2 separate regions of the Homo sapiens genome follow, and region 1 is linked to region 2. Evidence: read pairs that join two places in POLR2A ChIA-PET (ENCODE). Cell type or tissue: GM12878. All regions are shown on one strand. Each heading gives the region's core, and the rest is flanking DNA. Links, peaks and the distances in the headings are about the cores only.

What was found. ChIA-PET counts read pairs that join two places held together with the same protein. Peaks named below come from ENCODE experiments on the same cell type or tissue, not always from the same donor. Only the 100,000 strongest peaks of a DNase experiment are listed, where the experiment ranks them.
Region 1: POLR2A ChIA-PET joins it to region 2 with 10 read pairs; 12 of 35 experiments call an interaction of 5 or more read pairs at or near these places.

What each region holds. Positions count from the first base shown.
Region 1 is chr19:58,397,417-58,405,738 of GRCh38, forward strand. LINC02560 (long intergenic non-protein coding RNA 2560) reads left to right here and starts at 2,787. Exons shown (of 1, transcript NR_149054.1): 1 at 2,787-3,263. It overlaps ZNF584-DT (ZNF584 divergent transcript), which reads right to left. Exons shown (of 1, transcript NR_186337.1): 1 at 5,788-8,322. It also overlaps a transcript of ZNF584 not described here. RefSeq lists enhancers at 3,794-4,243, 4,254-4,383. In GM12878, for the core only: no CTCF peak of the experiment used is centred there; a DNase peak (open chromatin) is centred at 3,995; H3K4me3 peaks cover 1,759 bases.
Region 2 is chr19:58,575,158-58,583,458 of GRCh38, forward strand. It overlaps the pseudogene CENPBD2P. Among named protein-coding and RNA genes, the nearest start is that of MZF1, 6.0 kb to the left of the region's middle. RefSeq lists a silencer at 509-618 and enhancers at 769-918, 6,584-7,087. In GM12878, for the core only: CTCF peaks have their summits at 161 and 6,172; DNase peaks (open chromatin) are centred at 244, 584, 3,599 and 6,134; H3K4me3 peaks cover 1,753 bases; H3K27ac peaks cover 1,596 bases.

The sequences.
Region 1 (8,322 bases), core at 7-8,006, 180 kb before region 2:
AGGAGTCCAGCTGTGGACGCCCCCGACTGACATCCATGCAGGTGCCCAGCCAGGGGCAGCCCCACACGGATCCTTGAACGGGTCTTGCTGGGAGTGCCCCCAGTCATCCTCACCACAGATTCCTGGGGGAGCGTCCTTGCCAGCACTGGAGGCCAAAGCACTCATCCTTCGGATTGGCCATAGGTTGCAGGGGCCCGCCTATCTTTGGAGGGCAGAGCTGCTGCTGCTATTCTTCCTTGGTCACCTCCTCCCCAACTGGCTCATTGCAGGGGACGTCCCACCACTCCACCCATCTGTGGAGTTTGTTTTCTACTGCCTGCAGGCTGGGCCTGGGTGGGCTCCAGCTGTCTACATGCTGGTCCCGGGTGTAGAGTTGCCATCCTGTACACCTGGTTGGGGCTGGGGCTCAGGCTTGAAGTAACAGGGTGTCCTGGCCAGGGCTGGGGAGGAACTTGAGCCTTAAAGACTGGCTCCCGCCCCAATCCTAAGTCCCAAACTGCTCTGGGAGCCTCCACTTCCCCCTGGGTCGTGGCTTCTAGGATCCTCCCAATATGCTGTGGTGCAGCTGTGCTTATCATGGCTCAGAGGCCAACATCACCCCAGGGGTCAGACAGAGGCAGACAATGGTGGGGGTGGGAGTCCTGGACCTCCTTGGTTAGCCAGAGGGATCCTAGTCCCTTTCCCTGGCCACCAGAGTCCCCATCACCCCCGATTAATATCTTGATGCCAGTTACTGCACTTCTTCCTCCAGGGCTCCATCTGTCCTGCCCAGCCTCCTTTCTTGTACCTCGAGGTGAACCCTGAGCCTTCCCAATAGACAGCAGCCTCCAGGGAAGGTGGCATATGGGCTCCTGTCCTCTTCCTCCCAGAAGTCTTCCTGGGTTAGTTATGGGGGTAGATGGCAGCTATTCTCTGTGCAGACTGAACCTGGGGCTTCTGTTTCCTCCCAGGCCCTGCACACCACCCCCCCAATCCTGCCTCACCTCACTCTGGGATGGAGTGCTGTGTTTTGGGAATGGGCACCCAGCATGTTCCAAAGCGAAACGTGACTTCTATGTGGCTGGAGGCTCCTGTTTGATTTGTTAACGTGTGTCCTCAGCACCAGCATACAGTAGGTGCCAAACAAGGGAGTGACAGAATTGCAGGTGACCCAGGCAGCCTGGGAATGCACCCTGGGCCCAGGACTGTCTAGAGCTAGCTCTGGTGTGAGCTGCTGCTTCCAGGTGGGAGCCAGAGGAGGAACACTAGGGAGTCCACAGTGTGTCTTCCCAGACCAGTTCTTGCCCACACCCACATGCCGATGTCACCCACAGGGGCTGGGACCAGTGTACTGGGTCACTGGGCAGCCACAGCCCAGCCTCATAGGGAAGAAACCTGGTCAGACAGCCGCAGAGTTGGTGGTCTATTCATTTTCTGTGGCTGCTGTGACAAAATACCCCCAACTTAATTATTTAGAACACGCGTTTATTTTTTTTAATTTATTTTTGAAACAGAGTCTCACTCTGTCGCCCGAGCTGGAGTGGAGTGGTATGATCTCGGCTTACTGCAACCTCCGCTTCCCGGGTTCAAGCGATTCTCCTGCCTTAGGCTCCCAAGTAGCTGGGATTACAGGCGCCCGCCACCATGCCTGGCTAATTTTTGTATTTTTAGTAGAGACGGGGTTTCACCATGTTGGCCAGGCTGATCTCAAACTCCCGGCCTCGTGATTTGCCTGCCTTGCCCTCCCAAAGTGCTGGGATTACAGGCCTGAGCCACCGCAGCCGGCCTTATTTCATTTATTTATTTATTTTTTTGAGACAGAGTCTCGCTCTGTAGCCCAGGCTAGAGTGCAGTGGCGCAACCTCGGTTCACTGCAACCTCTGCCTCCTAGGTTCAAATCATTCTCCTGCCTCAGTCTCCCAAGTAGCTGATATTACAGGCGCCCGCCACCACACCCGGCTTTTTGTATTTGTAATAGAGACGGGGTTTCACCATGTTGGCCAGGCTGGTCTTGAACTCTTGGTCTCAAGTAATCTACCCACCTCAGCCTCCCAAAGTGCTGGGATTACAGGCATGGGCCACCATGCCTGGCTAAACACACACTTCTTATCTTGCAGTTCTGCAGTCCAGAAGTCAACGATCAGTTTCACTGGGCTAAAGTTGAGTTGCCCATAGGGCTAGTTCTTTCTAGAGGCTCTAAGAGAGAATTCATTTCATTAGTTTTTCCAGCTTCTAGGGCTGCATTCCTTGGCTCCTGGCTCCTTCAAAGCCAGCAGTGCAGCATCTTCAGATCTCTCTGACCCTCCTACCTCCCTCTTTCACTTATAAGGACACTACAAGTACATAGCGCCCACCCGAATAATCCAAGATAGTCTCCCCATCTCATGATCATTAATTTAATCACACCTGCAAAGTCCATTTTGTGGTGTCAGGTAAAAGATTCACAAGTTCCAGGGATTCAGACCGGGATATCTTTGGAGGCCATTATTCTGCCTACCATAGGGTCTCAGAGATCCTCCTCATTGCTTCCCTCTCCCACCCAACCTAGGGGAGTGGGGGTGTGCAATGGTATTTCTGACCCAGACAGGCCAAGCAGGGGAGTCAGAAAGGGGCCCTTGCCTGGTGTTGCACAGAAGAGGGAGAGGATGTTCTGTGCCTGAGGGTAGACCAGGAAGGCTGCCTGGAGGAGGGAGCTGTATCCTAAAGGATGCTCAGGAGCTGGCATTGAGGCCAGTGGCATAGCCTGCACAAATACAGGAGGACCTGGGGAGGCCAGGGGTGGGGCTGGGGGTATTGGGTGGGGCTGGCCGCATTCTCCGTCTTAACCAGCTCGCTCCTAGGTGCTTTTGTGGCTTCTGCACTCTACCAGCTTGGAGCCAGGGGCCTCATTCTCTCTTGCAGTAAAATGAGGCTGATGACTGAGCCTAGGAGTTGCTGGGCATCTGGTCTGCTGATTACCACCTTGGTGCCCAATGTCTGCCTGCCTATCCACTGCTTTCAAACAAAGAGGCTGCCTGACACCACCCAGGGGGACGCCTCCCACCCTTGCCCAGCCTCAGCCAATCTCCTCTTTCTCTTCTTCAGAGCTGGAGTTGTGCCCTCCTATCCTCTCTCTGCCCACCCCATCACTGCTGTACACCCTGCCCCTTGGCACTTCGGCCCCGGACTTGCTCCTCCTGGCAGGCCTGGGTGCTTGTGAAGCCGGGTGCCAGAGGGCCCAGCACGGCACGGCCTTTGATTCTGTTTTCTGTAAATCGACGACAATAAATTCTCTTTTTCCTTCATCCACAAGTGTTTACTGAGCGCCTTCTGTGTACCAGGCCGCACCAGGGTGCGGAGCAAAGACCAACCTCAGGGAGCAGATGAGGTCCAGGCGGCTGAACCAACCGAACCATGGTTCTGGTAGCACTGCCTCCCCCGCCACCCTCAGGGGGCCCTGCTCCCCAAGCCCTTCCCAAATCCTGCCGTCCAGCTCTCCTCCCCACCTTGCAGGAGGGACGCCAGGGCCCGGTTTTCGGGTTCCGCCATTCTTTCCTCAATGAGGGTCGGAGAGGTCCCTGCCCACGCCAGACCCGTCCCCGGCCGTCGCGGCACCCTCTTGTGATCAGGCGGAGGGACCAAGGGCCAAGAGCGGGGCTTCGCCGGACGCTGGGAGCGTCACTGTCCAGACTGACAGATGGGGAAACTGAGGCTGACCAGCTGGGCAGGGCGTGCATACGAATCTGGGTCCTGGAAGCGTTCTGCAAGATCCCTTCTCACCTCAACCGCACGTGCTGGCATCCTTGGGTTTCCCTCCTTCCCCAGATCACAGCCGCACTTCTCTCCTCCGCCCTCATAGTCACGGCCCTGCCTTCTCCCTCCTCTTGCCCCGGGCGGGCCCCGCCCAGAATGCGGAGAGGCCTTCGAGGAAGCGCGGACCAATCGGAGGCCCTATGTAGGGCTGAAGAGGCGGGACTCTGGTCGCCATAACAACTCATCACGCCTGTGCTGCGCGCGCGCGTCGCCTTAGTGCCGCAGCCCTATTACGTGAGGTAGGGAAGGCGCGCCAGACTCGACGGCCAATCAGGGACCCGAGGGCGATGTTGCCATGACGACCACGTTGCGCTGGAGATTGCGACGGGGGCTGAAACCGCGGGGAACTCGGGGAGCGAGTGGTGAGAACAGTGAGCACCAGCACTCCGATGGCGCTGGCGAGAGGAAAGGCTGCGGCGCGCAGAGCGAGGCTGCGGGACCCCAGGATGGGGGACAGGAGGCTGCGGGGCCTCAGGTGAGCAGCAAGCGAGAGACCAGTCCCTTCGAGCGCCCTCACGCGTTTTGTCCCCACGCCACGCCGGGGACGAGTCTGTGGCACAGACTCGTCCCCGGCCCCGCGGGCTTAAGTTGTCTGGGGGCTGTCGCTTTGAGTACAGATCATATAGTTATGAATACATTTTAACGCAGATCCAAACACATAGTATAACGTGAGGATCCTATATAAAGTGAGACTCCTCAAAAAAAAAAAAAAAAAAAGATTTTTTTTTTTTTTTAGCCGGACGTGGTGGCGGGCGCCTGTAGTCCCAACCACTCGGGAGGCTGAGGCAGGAGAATCGCTTGAAGCCGGGAGGCGGAGGCTTCAGTGAGCCGAAATCGCGCCACTGCACTCCAGCCCGGGCGACAGAGCGAGAGACTCCGTTTGGGGGGGTAAAGTGTTTTTTTAAATGCAGTCAAATTCGAACGTAGGTTGATAGGATCACATAGTTGATCCACTCTAACCCCACACCCACTTGCAGACCTGGTTAGTGCTGAGGTCCTCTCATCCCAGGGAGTAGGCTAGAGTTCGCACTGGCTCCCCTGGGGCCCGGCTTGGCGTGGCAAAGCTGGGAGTCTCGCCCTAGGTTGGGGTTTCCTCTGCTCTGTAAGCCTCTGCAGAAGGAGCAGAGGGTGGTGGGAGAAGAAGTGCCCAAGAGGGGCCACAAGCTACCTGTGATCTGTGTCCCCCCACCAGGGGGATGGGTGCTTTCATTTTTATCGTTGTGGAAAATTTCACATTAAGTACTTCTCCAAAGAATCTCCCAGACATCTACTTGTTCTTTCAAAACATAACAGATTTTTTTAAAAAACAATTTACATACCATATAATTTGCCCATTTTGAGTGTACAATTCAAGGCTGGGCGCGGTGGCTCACGCCTGTAATCCCACCACTTTGGGAGGCTGAGGTGGGCGGATCACCTGAGGTCAGGAGTTCGAGACCAGCCTGACCAACATGGAGAAACCCCATCTGTACTAAAAATACAAAATTAGCTGGGCGTGGTGGCACATGCCTGTTATCCCAGCTCCTCGGGAGGCTGACAGGCAGGAGAATCGCTTGAACTCGGGAGGCGGAGGTTGCGGCGAGCCGAGATTGCACCATTGCACTCCAGCCTGGGCAACAAGAGCGAAACTGCGTCTCAAAAAAAAAAAAAAAAAAAAAAAAAGGCCGTAGGTCTGAATAGACCCCTCACCTAAGAAAAATAGATACATAGCTGGCAAATAGGCACATGAAAATATGCTCCACATCATATGCCATTAGGGAACTGCAAATTGAAACAATAATGAGATACTACTATACATCTATTAGAATGGCTACAATGCAAAACACTGATAGCACCATATGCTAGCAAGGTTGTGAGGCAATGGGAACTCTCGTTTACTGCTGATAGAAAGGCAAAATGGTATAGCCACTTTGGAAGACAGTTTGGCAGTTTCTTACAGAAAGTTAAATATAGTCTTACCATATGATACAGCAATCACACTCCTGGGTATTTGCACAAATGAGTTGAGAACTTATGTCCATGCGAAAACCACACAAATTATTATAGCAGCTTTATTCATAATTGCTCAAAACTTGAATCAACCCAGATGTCCTTCAATAGATAAATGGCTAATCTGTGTTACATCCACACAATGGAATATCATTCAGCAATAAAATTAACTGTGCTACCAAGTTATGAAAGGCATGGAGGAGTCTGAAATGCACATTGGTAAGTGACAGAAGCCAGACTGAAAAAGCTACATACTGTATGATTACAAGTTTATGACATTCTGGAAAAGGTAAAGCTATAGAGACAGTAAAGCAGTGACTGCCAGGGACTCAGTGGGAGGGAGGGAGGGAGGGAGGGAGGAATGAATAGTAGCACAAGTAATTTTTGGGGGCAGTAAAAGTATTTTGTACTATATTGTAATGGTGGATACATGAATTTATGCATTTGTGAAAACCCATATAATGTACATTAATAATAATGTACTAATATTCATTTTACAATGTTAACAAATGGGCCGGGTGCGGTAGCTCATGCCTGTAATCCCAGCATTTTGGGAGGCTGAGCGGGGCGGATCACGAGGTCAGGAGATGGAGACCATCCTGGCCAAAATGGTGAAACCCCAACTCTACTAAAAATACAAAAATTAGCCGGGTGTGGTGGCACGCGCTTGTCGTCCCAGCTATTCGTGAGGCTGAGACAGAATTGCTTGAACCCGGGAGGCGGAGGTTACTGTGAGATCGTGGCACTGCACTCCAGCCTGGGTGTCAGAGCAACTCCGTCTCAAAAAAAAAAAAAAAAAAGAAGAAACTAAAATGAGGTCCAATGAAGTAGTGCCAGGAAAAACATAAATGAACTAACTATTAAGCCCAGGAAAGGTAAGTGGTTAAGAGAGAACTTTGGTCTGAGACTTCCTGGAATCAAACTGTAGCACTGCCTCCCACTGGCTTTATGACTCAGGGCAAATACTTAGCCTATGGGAGACTCAGGCCCTGGACCCTCTACTCCTCTGCTCCACCCGTGGGAGAGATCAGGCCCATCTCACAGAGGAACAGATTTTTTTTTTTTCTTTTTTTTTTATTGATCATTCTTGGGTGTTTCTCGTAGAGGGGGATTTGGCAGGGTCACAGGACAATAGGGGAGGGAAGGTCAGCAGATAAACAAGTGAACAAAGGTCTCTGGTTTTCCTAGGCAGAGGACCCTGCGGCCTTCCGCAGTGTTTGTGTCCCTGGGTACTTGAGATTAGGGAGTGGTGATGACTCTTAAGGAGCATGCTGCCTTCAAGCATCTGTTTAACAAAGCACATCTTGCACCGCCCTTAATCCATTCAACCCTGAGTGGATACAGCACATGTTTCAGAGAGCACAGGGTTGGGGGTAAGGTCACAGATCAACAGGATCCCAAGGCAGAAGAATTTTTCTTAGTACAGAACAAAATGAAAAGTCTCCCACGTCTACCTCTTTCTACACAGACACGGCAACCATCCGATTTCTCAATCTTTTCCCCATCTTTCCCCCCTTTCTATTCCACAAAACCGCCATTGTCATCATGGCCCGTTCTCAACGAGCTGTTGGGTACACCTCCCAGATGGGGTGGTGGCCGGGCAGAGGGGCTCCTCATTTCCCAGTAGGGGCGGCCGGGCAGAGGCGCCCCTCACCTCCCGGACAGGGCGGCTCGCCAGGCGGGGGGCTGACCCCCCCCCCCACCTCCCTCCTGGACGGGGCGGCTGGCCAGGCAGAGGGGCTCCTCACTTCCCAGTAGGGGCGGCCGGGCAGAGGCGCCCCTCACCTCCCGGACGGGGTGGCTGGCCAGGCGGGGGGCTGACCCCCCCACCTCCCTCCCGGACAGGGCGGCTGGCAGGGCGGGGGGCTGACCCCCCCACCTCCCTCCCAGATGGGGCGGCTGGCCGGGCAGAGGGGCTCCTCACTTCCCAGTAGGGGCGGCCGGGCAGAGGCGCCCCGCACCTCCCGGACGGGGCGGCTGGCCGGGCAGGGGGCTGACCCCCCCACCTCCCTCCCGGACGGGTCGGCTGGCCGCGCGGGGGGCTGACCCCCCCACCTCCCTTCCGGACAGGGCGGCTGGCCGGGCGGGGGGCTGACCCCCCCACCTCCCTCCCGGACGGAGCGGCTGGCCGGGCAGAAGGGCTCCTCACTTCCCAGTAGGGGCGGCCGGGCAGAGGCGCCCCTCATCTCCCGGACAGGGCGGCTGGCCGGGTGGGGGACTGATCCCCCCACCTCCCTCCCGGACGGGGCGGCTGGCCGGGCGGGGGGCTGACCCCCCCACCTCCCTCCCGGACGAGGTGGCTGCTGGGCGGAGAGGCTCCTCACTTCTCAGACGGGGCGGCTGCCGGGCGGAGATGCTCCTCACTTCCCAGACGGGGTGGCTGCTGGGCGGAGGGGCTCCTCACTTCTCAGACGGGGCGGCTGCCGGGCGGAGGGGCTCCTCACTTCTCAGACGGGGCAGTTGCCAGGCAGAGGGTCTCCTCACTTCTCAGACGGGGCGGCCGGGCAGAGACGCTCCTCACATCCCGGACGGGGCGGCAGGGCAGAGATGCTCCCCACATCT
Region 2 (8,301 bases), core at 1-8,000:
CAGAGCGAGACTCCGTCTCAAAAAAAAAAAAAAAAAAAAAAAAAAAGAAAATAGTGACACATACCCAGGAAAGGAAGGAGGAAGGGAGGGTGATGTAAGACAAAGACATTAGGCGGCGAGAAAGCCAGCCTTTGGTCAGAAGCAGCTTCTGGCGCCCCTGGCTGGACTCTGTGCGGTGCGGCCTCGTTGCCAAACTACATTTTCCGGCAGTACCCGGGACGCCGGGCGCAGAGCGGAGAGCGTCGCAAGGGGCGGGCCTGACGCAGCCTCCTCCCTGCCCGGCCGTCGCCAGGCAACCTTCCCCCTTCGCGGCCGAGATGGACCCTGGGCTCGGCGTCCTCCGGAAAACTGCACTGTGAGGCGGGGCGATGGGGAAGGGCCGAAGCCCCGCCAGCCCAGCTAAAGCAGACGGCTCGCACTGCGACCCGAAGGTGAGGTTGATCGGCCGCGCTGGGGCCCCGGCTTCGGGGCAGGAGCTGCAGCCCCTCCTCTTGGTTCGGTCGGGGAACTGGGATATGAGGCCACTGTGTCCGCAGCTGGCACGCACCCGAGTGGGCCAATCGGAGCCTTCGGCGGCCCCACGGCTCTCTGGGAAATGTAGACCCGCTACACGGGACGGTACCCGCCTAAGACCATACTGCGCAGGTGCTGATCTGAGTCTGGGTCCCTCCTGGGTCGAGGAGTTCTTTGGCCCAGATCTGCGTGGAGGCGTGTTCGCCCGGCCCTAAGGTCCCTTGCGGGCCTTCTCGGCCTCACAGCGCGTGTCCGCTGTTCGTTCCCCTTCCCTCCTCTGTCTTGGAAATGTAGTCTCGAGGGAGGAGCTTGGTCATCCACCCAGACTTCGTGAGGCCCCCGGGCTTGGGGCTGCCTGTTGAGAGTGGGAGGGAGAGAATGTGTGAATGTGTGGATGAATTAATTTGCAATTATGGGAGCGCAGGCGAAGGTGTGAATGTGGGAGAGAGAAGGATGGGCCCAAGAGTGGTTCAGATTTCGGGGCTTTCCCCGATTTCAAAGCTTGAGTTTGAGCCTTCCCCATGTCCACCCGCCTTTCCCTGTCACTCTAGCTGAGGGCCCTGTGTGCTGTGCCTCCTTGTTTCAAGGCAGGTGCATGGTCCATGGAGGTACTCATCATAGGTGTAGTCATTCCACAAAGAACGGTCAGGCGGCATTTGTTCCTTTTTTCCTTCCTTCCTCCCTCCCTCCCTCCCTCCCTCCCTCCCTCCCTTCTTCCCTCCCTCCCTTCCTCCCTCTCTTCCTTCCTTCCTTCCTCCCTCTCTTCCTTCCTCCCTCCCTTCCTCCTTTCCTCCCTTCCTCCTTTCCTCCCTTCCTTCCTTTCCTTCCTTCGTTCCTGTCTTTTTTCCTTCTTTCCTTCCCTCCCTCCTTCCTTCCTTCCTTCCTTTCCTTCCCTTCCTTTCTTCTATCTTTTTTTTTTTTTTTTTTTTGAGATGGGAGTCTTGCTCTGTCGCCCAGGCTGGAGTGCAGTGGCGCAATCTCGGCTCACTGCAACCTCCGCCTCCCGGGTTCAACCAATTCTCCTGCCTCAGCCCCACCGAGTAGCTGGGATTACAGGCACACGCCACCATGCCCAACTGATTATTATTATTATTATTATTATTTATTATTATTTTTTTGAGATGGAGTCTTGCTCTTGTCGCCCAGGCTGGAGTGCAATGGCAGGATCTGGCCTCACTGCAGCCTCTGCCTCCCTGGTTCAAGCGATTCTCCTGCCTCAGCCTCCCAAGTAGCTGGAATTACAGGCGCACGCCACCATGCCCGGATAATTTTTGTATTATTATTATTACTATTTTTTTTGAGACGAAGTCTTGCTCTTGTCGCCCAGGCTGGAGTGCAGTGGCAGAATCTTGGCTCGCTGCAGCCTCTGCCTCGCCTCCCTGGTTCAAGCAATTCTCCTGCCTCAGCCTCCCGAGTAGCTGGGATTACAGGCACCCACTACCATGCCTGGCTAATTTTTGTATTTTTAATACAGACATGGTTTCGCCATGTTGGCCAGGCTGGTCTGGAACTCCTGACCTCGTGATCCGCCTGCCTCCACCTCCCAAAGTGCTGGGATTACAGGCGTGAGCCACTGTGCCTGGCCTGTTCCTGTTTTTCACAAGCACAGTTTTTAAAAAAAATTTTTACTGTTTTGACCAGGTGTTACATTCACATGGTTCAAAGTGTAAAAGAGACAAGGTGAGACAGACGCACAATAAATAAATAAATAACGGTGGGGGACGGCCCCTGTCTCATAAGGTTGTGTTTGAAAAGAACTGCAGAAGGTGAGGGGAAAAAGCCATGCAGATAACAGGGAAGAGTGCCTGCTCTGGGCCAAAGGAACCATAGGAACAAAAGTCCCTTTGTAGCTGGCACAGTGGCTCACGCCTGTAATCCCAACACTTTGGGAGGCCGAGACAGGTGGATCACTTGAGGTCAGGAGTTTGAGACCAGCTTGGCCAACATTGGTAAAACCCTGTCTCTACTGAAAATACAAAAATCAGCTGGGCATGGTGGCACACACCAGTAGTCCTAGCACCTGGGAAGCTGAGGCAGGAGAATTGCTTGAACCTGGGAGGCAGAGGTTGCAGTGAGCCAAGACTGTGCCATTGCATTCCAGCCTGGGCGGCAGAGCGAGACTCTGTCTCAACAAACAAACAAAACAAAAAAAGCCCCTTTGCTCTGTCTGGAAGATGTGGTCAGGAGTGAGCAGAGTAGAGGAGGAGGCTTTGAGTCTTACAAAGGAGGCAGTGAGGACTGTGGCTTTTACTTGAAGGCCTGGGAGGGCTCCAACAGAGGTCAGGATCTGACTTAGTTTCACTGAATCATTCTTGATCTGGTATGGAGAACCATCATCCCCTTCTATCATTGGGTACTCCACGGTGGTGGTACCAATTAGGGACGGCCCTGCAGGATGTACCTGGGTGTCCTGCCACCTGCCATCTGTGTCTGGGTGGAGCCCCAGTGCCCTGAGAGCAGTGAGGAGGCTATGGCGCTGGTGGAGGACTTCACCCAGATGTTGAAGACTGGTGAGCCACAGGGGTCCAGGGGTTGGCCAGAGGGATAGGGGAATCTATGAGGGATCACAGCTCATGACCTTGGGCCCTGAGTGTCTCCCTCCGTCTGCCTAGGCCCTCAATATCCCTGTCTTGGGGAGGAGGACCTAGAAGCTGTGACGCATTTGGAGACTTCTGCAGCCTCTGAGCCCCCCAAAGGCATGAGCTTGAGGTTGATGTGACTTCTCCTCTCTTGGGGTAGACCAGGCTTCCTTTCCCATCCTTCTTTCCTTCCCCGCAAGGTCACTAAGTGCCTGCCATATGCCAGGCCCTATTGGTCCAGCAGGGAAAGACACTTGGCATTCATGGAGCCTAGTCTGGTTGGAGAAATGGACCATGAGACCATCAGTCACAATTTAGGTATCCTTTCCCTGAAGGAGGTGGGGGAAGAGGAGGTGAGCACAGAGACTGGCCTGGCAGGGAGCAGCTTTGTAGTTTTCAGTGTCTAACATCTTCACTGTGAGCTTGGGTTCCACACGTGTGTATGCGTTTGTGCTTGGGAGGGGGTGACAACTACAAGATATGAGAGAAGGGTGGTTACAGCCACCATTCATCCTGGCATTTGTTCCTCTGTTCACTCGATTGCTCATGCATGACTGTGCAGTGTCTTCTGCCTACGCGATTCTCTGTCAGGAGGTAGAAACTATATCACCTTTTTTTAAAAGCACACCTTTACCAAGTTATAATTGACATACCAAAAAAGTATACAATTCAGGTATTTTTAGTATATTCACAAGGTTGTACAGCTATCACCACCATTTAATACCAGAATGTAATCACAACCAAAAGAAACCCCATGCCCATTAGTAGTCACCCATCAGCCCCCTCCTCTAAGCTCCCGGCAATCACTAATCTGCTTTGTGTCTCTATGGATTTGCTTATTCTGGACATTTCATTAAATGGAATCATACTTTATGTGGCCTTTTATGTCTGGCTTCTCTCAGAGCATAATGTTTTCGAGGTTCACCCATGTTTTAACATGTCAGAACTTCATTTTTATGAGCAAGTGATATTCCATTGTATGGATATGACCCATTTTGTTTATTCATGTATTCTTTGATCAGCATTTGGCTTGTATTTACTTTTCGGCTATTATGAATAATGCTGCTATGGATGTTCATGTACATGTTTTTGTTTGGATGTTTGTTTTTATTTCTCTTGGTTGTATACCTAGAAGTGGAATTGCTGGGTCATATGATAACACTATTTGACCTTTTGAGGAACTGCTAACACACCACTTGTTTTAACAGAGGGAAATTAAGGTAAAAAATGTTACCGAGATATTGAAGGAGTAAAAAAGTACAAAAAGAACCCTAAGATGTCATGTTGGTAGGAACTTCAGGGAACAACATCCATTCCTAGAGCTTTATGAACAAAGGGAAGAGGTTGGGTTTAGTCTTTGAGAGAAGCTCAAAGGAGGGGAACGTGGTGGTGGGGGCACTGGGATCCAGATCCCTGGGGAGGTGTTGCTGCGGGCTGACGCTGGGGTCTCCACAGAGCCTTCATGAAGCTGATTCTACACATACTGGAATAGCTGCAAGCTGGTTTCAGCTACTGCTAAGGGGATTGAAAGCCTTGCTTTTGCAGGACTGGTTTTTCCTTACACATGAATATGAGGGGCGGGGGAGACATCTTGGATGCATATATCTATAGTCACTGTGGGGTGTTGTTTTTTTTTTTCTGTAGTGCTGGGCTCTATTTTCTTTCCTTCCTTCCTTCCTTCCTTTCCTTCCTTCCTTCCTTCCTTCCTTCCTTCCTTCCTTCCTTCCTTCCTCCCTTCCTTCCCTCTTTCTTTCTTTCTTTGATGGAGTTTTGCTCTTGTTGCTCAGGCTGGAATGCAATGGTACAATCTCGCCTCACTGCAACCTCCACTTCCCGGGTTTAACCGATTCTCCTGCCTCAGCTCCCAAGTAGCTAGGATTACAGGCATGTACCATCACACCTGGCTTATTTTATATTTTTAGTAGAGACAGGGTTTCTCCATGTTGGTCAGGCTGGTCTCGAACTCCTGAACTTGGGTGATCCGCCTGCCTTTGCCTCCCAAAGTGCTAGGATTACAGGCATGAGCCACTGCACCCAGCCATGGGCTCTGTTTTCTAAGCATGTCCACCAGCATTTGAGGCATAGTGTCTCCTGAACAATAGCTAGCATATGCCTGCTCTTTAAGGACTAGCCCCCAGTTCTGGTTCCCAGTGTCCCATTGAACAGATGCCTAGATAATATGCACTCTAAATAGGGATTTTGGGCTGGGTACGATGGCTCACGCCTGTAATCCTAGCACTTTGGGAGGCTGAGGTAGGTGGATCACCTGCGGTCAGGAGTTCAAGACCAGCCTGGCCTATATGGTGAAACCCTGTCTCTACTAAAAATACAAAAATTAGCCAGGCATTGCTGGGCGCGGTGGCTTGCGCCTGTAATCCCAGCAATTTGGGAGGCTGAGGCGGGCGTATCACCTGAGGTCGGGAGTTCGAGACCAGCCTGGCCAACATGGTGAAACCCCATCTCTACTTAAAATACAAAAATTAGCCGGGCGTGGTGGTACGCACCAATAATCCCAGCTACTCGGGAGGCTGAGGCAGGAGAAATCACTTGAACCCGGGAGGCAGAGGTTGCAGTGAGCCGAGATTGCCCCATTGCACTCCAGCCTGGGGGACAAGAGCGAGACTTCATCTAAAAATAAACAAAAATTAGCCAGGCATGGTGGCGGGCGCCTATAATTCCAGCTACTCGGAAGGCTGAGGGGGGAGAAGTTAGGGTTAGGGTTAGGCTGAGGGGGGTGATTTGGAAACCCGATGTTCAGTGTGAGGGGCAGGGAAAGCTTATAAAGTCCTAGTGTGTTTACAGAAGCTTGCTGCATTCCTGAGAGTGAAGTTAGTTTAGTGTATGGGGCAAACATCCACTGGGAAGTGAGCCCTGTGACCCTAATATGGCCCGAATCTGCTCCTTAAAGAGAGAGACTTGGTAAATTATCTTTACCAGGTGTTACCCAAGCCTGTCAGCACTCCCCACCAGTAAGCCTTGTGTCCTCATTTTACAGCGCGAGTCATGGCTGGGGCCTTAGTGGCAACAAGTGCTGAGATCAGCGGGCTCAGTAGCAGGAACACAAGCACCCCCTTGCGGTGTCTGGAGGAAGCGGCGCGGACAGTCTCCCGCTCCACCGTGTCGGGCCTGAAGAGGCCGCTGAACGCTCGCGATTACTGAGGCATCTGGTAGGATCGCAAGGCCATCAACCTACAGGTGAAGCTCGAGGCGCTGTGGCGCTTTGAAGCCGGAGAGAAGCTCAGTAGAATCGGGAAGGCGCTGGGGCTGTCCAACTCCACCTTGGCCACCATTCGTGACAACAAGGAAAAGATCTGGGCGAGTTCCCAGGAGGCCACACTGCAGGCGGCCACCAAGTTGACGCGTGGCCGCAGCCTGGTGATGGAGAACATGGAGCAGCTGCTGAGCATGCGGATGGAGGACCAGAGCCAGCGCAACATGCCCCTCAGTGTGGTGCTCATTCGGGAGAAAGCCCACAGCCCGTTCGAGAACCGCAAGCAGGAGCAGGGCGAGGGCGCCTAGCCCGAGAGCTTCGGGGCCGGTCGAGGGTGATTCGCTGGCTTTAAGGCGCGCCACAGCTTGAGCAGCATCGGGGCCAGCGGCCCAAGAACGCAGCGTGCAAGAATCCAGCGTTAATGCGCAGGGTGATCCCGGAGGGCGGCTACACACTCTGGCTGGTGTTCACCATGAATAAGCTCTGGCTGGTGTTCACCATGAATAAGCCCAGGTTCCTCTGTAAGCGCCTGCCGAGAGGACGTTCATTTTCCTGTGGAAGATGAGTCGGCCCCTGGGTCAAAGCCGCCGGAGACCTCCTGACCCTATTGCTCGGTGGCAACGCAGCCGGCGACTTCAAGCTGAAGGCCCTGCTGGGGTACCCCTCGGAGAACCCGTGTTTCCTCAAGGGCTCCTTCAAGCCCAACCTGCCCTTGGTGTGGTGCTCGCACAAGAAAGCCTGGGTACAGCCTGGGTGACAGAGCGAGACTCCGTCTCAAAAAAAAAAAAAAAAGCCTGGGTAACCATGAGCCTCTTCCAGGAGTGGTTCCTGCACTTCTGCTCTACAGTGGAGGGCGCTGCACCCAGTACGACCTTCCCTACAAGGGGCTGCCCATCCTGGACAGCACTCCCGGCCACCCTGGGTGTTGAGACAGAGTCTGGCTCTGTCGCGCAGGCTGGAGTGCGGTGGCGCGATCTCGGCTCACTGCAACCTCCGCCTCCCGGGTTCACGCCATTCTCCTGCCTCAGCCTCCCAGGTAGCTGGGACTACAGGCGCCCGCCACCACGCCCGGCTAATTTTTTTGTATTTTTAGTAGAGACGGGGTTTCACCGTGTTAGCCAGAATGGTCTCGGTCTCCTGACCCCATGATCCACCCGCCTTGGCGTCCCAAAGTGCTGGGATTACAGGCGTGAGCCATGGTGCCTGGCCCTTTAATTCCCCCAATATTTTTTTATCTGCATTAATTTATTATTTCAAGTGAACTTCCATCTCAAATACATGGTTCTCAGACGCTTCCATGAACTCTCAAGTGTGACTTATTACAGCCTGGGGCTCCTTGGAGCACAGTGTGCCAGTGACCTAGTGGAAGGCCATGAGAAAGCCAGGTTCACTGTTCACTGTGCAGCATCTCCCTCCATGGTCTTCCTGGAGCCTATTCCCACTGCACTGAGCATTCCGTGTGTCCAGAGGTAGGGTTAGCAGGGATAGATGGACTTCCTGCTTATTTTCTGTTCACATTTCCACTGACCTTCAATCCTGTAGACTGCAAAGATTGAGCCAGCTGAGCCCCCAAAGAGACTCAGCAGTGCAGAATGTGGGCCTGAGTGGGAGGACTGCCCAGCCGCACACCTTCCAGCTCTGTTCTTCCCGGGCCCTGGATGCTTCTTGCCACGCTGTCCTCTGAAATGACGCTCTGCCCCAGCAGACCTGTGGTAGGTGAGCTAGTGAGGAAGCACACCTGGGCTCTTCCCACCAGGCATCCCAGCCCTGGTGTGGGGTATCCGCATGGTTGCAGGCATCCCCTGGCCAGGCCTGGGTGCTCATTCTCCCTCTCTCTTCTTGTCTCCTCCCCTCTCCCTGCTTTCTCTGCCCTGTCCTCCTCCTTTTTGCTGTTTTCCCCCGGACTCCTGCCATGCCCCCAGACTTTCTTTTTCCCACGGATATGGGCTCATTCCAAGGAAAGGGTGGCATTTGGACACAAGGCCCTAGATCCCACGA